Regions from separate parts of the Homo sapiens genome. Here region 2 is linked to region 1. A link is an interaction called in ENCODE POLR2A ChIA-PET data of the cell type or tissue named here. Cell type or tissue: MCF 10A. All regions are shown on one strand. Each heading gives the region's core, and the rest is flanking DNA. Links, peaks and the distances in the headings are about the cores only.

Region 1 (2,919 bases), core at 165-2,664:
CCAGCACTTTGGGAGGCTGAGGCAGGCGGATCACGTGAGAACAGTAGTTCGAGACCAGCCTGGCCAACATGGTGAAGCCCTGTCTCTACTAAAAATACAAAAATTAGCTGGATGTAGTTGCGCGCGCCTGTAATGCCAGCTACTTGGGAAGCTGAGGCACAAGAATGGCTTGAACCTGGGAGACGGAGGTTGTAGTGAGCTGAGATCAGGCCACTGCACTCCAGCCTGGGTGACAGAGCAAGACTCCGTCTCAGGAAAAAGAAAAAAGAATTAGCTTAATAATTTTTAAATTTTTGGCGAACTTCTTGTCAAGTCTACTAAAGTGTTATTGTTTTTATCTGTAATTTGGCTGCCAAAAAGCTAGTACTAGAAGGAGAAACCTCAGCTCTGTTGTCATTTTCTTGTTGTTCACTTGTGCTTGCATTATTGGTATTACTGTTATGGAATCTTTACAGGAGTCTTTTTAAGACATGTCTATTTCCTAGCGGTTGATTTGGCTAAAACTAGATAATAATTTATAGATTCATTTAATTATGCACCCATAACTGGATTAATGATTATCTGCCAAAGCGAACAAACAAGTGAAAAAGCCACTGGCAATCCTTCTGTTTTCTTCAGTATACCTGTGCATGACCTCCTTAGCAGGGGTACTGCATCAATCCATTTATTAAATACTAGTAAAATTGTATTTCTTCCTTTTCTTATGCATAAAAATAAGTAAAATTAACAGTTCTGTCTTCCCTTACTTTTCCTTTTTTTTTTTTTTTTTTTTTGAGATGAAGTCTTACTCTGTTGCCAGGCTGGAGTGCAGTGGCACAATCTCAGCTCACTGCAACCTCCGCCTCCCCGGTTCAATCGATTCTCCTGCCTCAGTCTCCCGCGTAGGTGGGACTACAGGCATGCACCACCACACTCAGCTAATTTTTGTATTTTTAGTAGAGATGGGGTTTCACCATGTTGGCCAGAATGGTCTCAATCTCTTGACCTCAAGTGATCCGCCTGCCTCGGCCTCCCAAAGTGCTGGGATTACAGGCGTGAGCCACCGTGTCCAGCCCCCTTACTTTTCTAATACTGTCTTCTCTTTACTCCATGGGAGTTTTGGGCACACTCCTTTGGGGCCTACAACTCAAATATACCTGAAATCCTTACCCAGCACAACTCAATCATTCTCTTAAATGCTTCCCAGATTAGGACTGAATTTGAAGCTAGGACTAAGTTTCCATGGTCACCCCAGGTCAAATAAGATTCTTAGGTTCTTATGATCTGGGCCTTCACCCAAAAGCTGATCCAAAACCAACCTTCAGGATAAACGGACAAGTATAATCTTTCCAGCATACTCACGCTGACACACTTAAAGATGATAAAGAATAGTTATAGCTTCCTGTCTTTACAACATTCATTCACTCACTTAAGAAACATTTGTAAATGCCAACCATCTCATTGACGCAATCATTTACAAGTGTTATCTTAAACACACTATACTATACTTTGATTTACAAAAGTGTCTGAAAGAAAAAGTGTGGTTTGTGCCCCATCGGGTGGCCAAACTGGATATTTCAAACAAGTTGCAGCAACTCAAGTTAAACCTACCTAATCAACATAATACCTTTGGGAAACTGAAGCCTGTAACACAAGTGTTCCCATGGGAGAGTTCTATAAATGAAAATCGTTAATAATGTTATGGTAATGTCTCCTTATACCTGAATATAATGGAAGTGTAGTTCATGCAGAACCTCTCCTTTCCAAAATCCTGCAATAAAAAATTAATTCATCGTCATCCCTTTTTAAGTTAAATAAGAGAGTTTCACTGGGTTAACATCTTATTCACAGATCAAAATATCAAAAATTTTTGAAAGGATATTATTAATTTTAAAGGATGCTATTAATACTCCTGTTAAGTTCTGTCCTCTTCATATACCAAACATAATAAAACCATTTAAAAACACAGAATTTTAGAGCTGGATGAGTCCTTAAATAATACGGGGGTTGTGAGCTTAGAAATCAAGTCCAATTCTCTAACATTAAAGAAACTCAGATGTTTCTTAGCTAAAAGAAGAAATGGTTTCATCAGGATCACACAGTGTGACCGGACTCTCAATGCTTACACATGCTCAAGAGACATATACACATATTCCTAAACAAGTGGCTTAACCCCTCTGGACCTTAGTTTCCTTGCCTGGAAAAACAAGGTAGATAATCTTTAAATTCCCTTTTAGCTCTAAAATCCTGTAATTTAGAAACCTTGTTATTTTATTACAAAACAAAGGATACACTGAAAAAAATCATTCCTGGGTCCTGAGAAACCAAAGAAACACAAGGCCCTAGGGAAAGTCAGCAGCCTAAGGCACCAAATATATTTGCTTCTTCTGCTAATATTCTGCAAAATATTAACATGGTCATATTAGTCTATTTGGTTGAAACCAGTCTCAGTTAATTTTGATTAATCAATTGCAGAGCTTTAAAATATATAGTCACTAATTCTAAATTTTAAAAAAGCTCTTACAAAGATTTACCGGTGTTCTATTTTACATGTCAAAATTTATACTCAAACAGATTACTGGAAACAGGAATAGTCTCGGCTTGTTTGTGTTTATTCTTTGCACAAACTACTTACAAATGGATTGAAGAGATTTTCTTTATATGGCTTCTCCATGTTGGTCTGTTATTTTATGCTTTATTATTCTGCCTATGAAGACTGAATCTATGAACACCACAACTTATTTTTAAATTAAAAAACATAATAATTTTCAGGATATTGATGGGTTATTATCATTAATAATTTTATCAGTTCAAGGAATAAAAGCCATTAAAAGTTAAATCAAAAACATGACCTATAATGGACCTTGAAAAGCTCTGGCCCTATATACTTACTTTATGGAAGAAGAGCGAGCCCGGGAAAGGCAAAAAAGATTGTCCCCA
Region 2 (2,919 bases), core at 320-2,819, 49 kb after region 1:
CAGAAAAGAAAAGAAAGAGAGAGAATCAGAAAGGTTAGGAGATTTGTCTGAGGTTACAGAGTTAATTAGTGCCAAGTCTAAGACTTTGCTAACTTTGCTAACACCATAGCTTTCTCTATCTTGGTTAGTACATGTCAATATGATAAGGTCATTAATAACAGACTTCATAGTTGCTTGTGGTTGAGAGTTCAGAATAAAATCAACAATGACCATATCTCCTAAATGACTGTTTCAAAACCCTTTACAAGGCAGCCAGGCCCACGTGAAGTATCTAAGAAAGGATAAATTATATCAGTAAGTGTTAGAAATGTAAAATGTTTGTTCTTTGGTGCCACAAGGAAAAATCAGCATTTAGACAAAAAGTTGTCTTAGCAAGGCAATTTTTACTTTCTGCAGAAAGGGTGTCCCTTGCAGATGGGACAATGGCAAGGGCACACACAGAATAAACAGACACCAGAATATTTATTACTTACACGTGAGGTCCTTATTGCTGTGTCCTGTCTCCATTGGCTGGAGCCAGACCTCATGAAACCTGACTGGCTAATAATTTAAAACTTTTAAAAATAGGTAGAAAAGTAATAATATTCCTAAGTAAGGAAGGGACACAGGCTGTGAGCTGGGACATGCCTATGAGCGTGTCCAACACAAATATTTTGGTTAAGGTTCAAGGACATAGAATGTACTATGCCTGTGAGCATGTCTAACAGCTACATAGGATAGGGCTTAACAAAGAGTTATTAGCATAAAGCAAGGAGGCTTGAAGGAAGTTAGTCTTTAAAAGAAACTATTATTTCTAACACTTAAGATTTATTTTTAAACTTTGAAGAGGAAACTTTTTACTTTCTACAGTAAGTCACTTCATGTGTTGTTTTTCTTGAAGCCAGCTGAATTGTTGGTTCAAATCATTCTGAAGATGAAGTCAAAAGCATGCCCTGGATCTTTAATAATGAGTCACATTCCCTTTCTTTCCCTTGGCAGAAAAACTTGGCCATTGACATATTGAAAAGAGAGTTATACGTTCTTAGAGGGCTTCTTCTGTCTCCTGGGGTACATTTGCAGGACAAGTTAAGGAGAATTTTCATTATGGAAAATTTGACATTAATTCATTTACTCTAGTTATGCATTCTTGTTTTTATGTATTTAAAAAGAAAAAACATTTCCTCTGAATAAATGGAACAATAATATGGCTTGTTAAATGTAACTGACAGGATTCGAGCTCCTGTTCTATCAATTACTGAGCCTTAGTTTCCTCATCTATCAAAGTGGAACACTAACACTCACAGGGGTTATGAAAATTTTTTGTTGCTTGCTCTGCATCTATTCCCCAAATTTCCATCTGGAGATCCTTCTCCCCTAGTCTCTATCCTTCTGGTCTAGTTAAGGCTCCTCCACCTCCCTCCAGGAATGGAGGCCGGACACAGTGGCTCACGCCAGTAATCCCAGCACTTTGGGAAGCCAAGGCAGGAGGATTACTTGAGCCCAGGAGTTTGACACCAGTCTGGGCAACATGGTGAAACCCCACCTCTACAATAAATACAAAAATTAGTCGGGCATGGTGGAGTGCACCTGTAGTCCCAGCTACCCTGGGGGCTGAGGTGGGAGGATCCCTTGAGCCCAGGAGGTCAAGGCTGCAGTAAGCTGTGATTGCACCACTGCATTCCAGCCTGGGCAACAGAGAAAAAAAAAAAAGTCTAAAAAAAATAGTAAGAAGAAGAATGCAGACCATGACTCAGGACAGACTCTTCAAAGCCCCTGGCCATGAGGCCAATTCAGAGATGAGTATGTGATGCTGTCTAATTAGAGTACATCTGAGCACTCAGGAGGAAGCTGAGTGCCACTCCTGAGTGCTGCTTTCTACTTCCTGCTGAAATGGAGATGCTGGAAGACTGTCTGGCTGGAGCAGCTCCAGCCACCTGCCCCCACGGGGAACCTGAGAACAAAGCCAACACACAAAGGAAGGTGGATCCATGCCAGGAGATGGAGGGAGTCAAGGTTCTGATAATGTTGTTTGAGTCCAGTCATGTATGAAGGCAGCCCTGTTCCTGAGCTTCCCAGTTTTGTAAACCAATAAATGCTCTTTGCGTTTACACCTATTTGGTTTAGGTCTATCAAGAGGATCCTAAATGATATTCTACCTAAATTTAAGAATTAAAGAAAATAATGTAAAGTGCTCAGCAAAATACCTGGTATAGTAAGTGCTCAGTAAAGGTTAGCTTAATTGTGCCTATTATGGAGTTTAGTTCAGAAAAGAGAGGACTCCATAATTATTGTGAATATCAAGTGAACTCCTTCAGGCATGGCAAAGAGCCAGTCTTATTGGTAGGTTGAATCTCACGAGATACGAAATAAGCAATTTCAAGAAGTCTTTCCTATCCTTAACACCTCTCTGCCTCCTTGGCACTGAGAGCCCCAGATGTCAAAAATTGTCATCAATCCCTTTGTTTTCAGACATTTAAAGAGGAGTTTCTCTTTTAGCTATAGCACCTGCACGAATGAGTCCATGAGCTCCATTCCTGAGGGCGGATTTTGAGAGTGGCCTATAGAGATAGCAGAGTCCCCTGGCTGCCCTGAGAGATGAAGAGAGACACAGCCACAGAAGAGGTGACGGACGGAAACTCCTGCCATCTTCCTATGCAGTTTTGGCCTGGCTGTCCTTGCCAGGCACCCTCAAGAAGCTCCAGCCTCAGATTTTAAAAGCTGTGTAACTTTTTGAACTCAAAGAAAGATCTTTGGCTAAAATGGCCCCCCAAAACCTTTGTTAAACAAGCACAGTATGTAACCCAGTCCTCTTCTTCTGCCCGGGCATCCCCCAGATACTGCCCTTTGCAGTAGAAGCAGCCCAAGGTGTCGGGGCCCATGACAAGGGAATCAAAACTTTTCTCTTGTCAGGTGTGTGTGAGGAGGTACCTTGGTCATCTG

What was found. Peaks named below come from ENCODE experiments on the same cell type or tissue, not always from the same donor. Only the 100,000 strongest peaks of a DNase experiment are listed, where the experiment ranks them.
Region 2: POLR2A ChIA-PET joins it to region 1 with 5 read pairs; 7 of 35 experiments call an interaction of 5 or more read pairs at or near these places.

What each region holds. Positions count from the first base shown.
Region 1 is chr1:180,634,905-180,637,823 of GRCh38, reverse strand. The region is part of intron 1 of XPR1 (xenotropic and polytropic retrovirus receptor 1); the gene reads right to left. Among named protein-coding and RNA genes, the nearest start is that of XPR1, 4.3 kb to the right of the region's middle. In MCF 10A, for the core only: a CTCF peak has its summit at 1,512; a DNase peak (open chromatin) is centred at 1,513.
Region 2 is chr1:180,585,788-180,588,706 of GRCh38, reverse strand. No RefSeq gene overlaps it. Among named protein-coding and RNA genes, the nearest start is that of OVAAL, 28 kb to the right of the region's middle. RefSeq lists a silencer at 2,608-2,791. In MCF 10A, for the core only: no CTCF peak of the experiment used is centred there; a DNase peak (open chromatin) is centred at 1,846.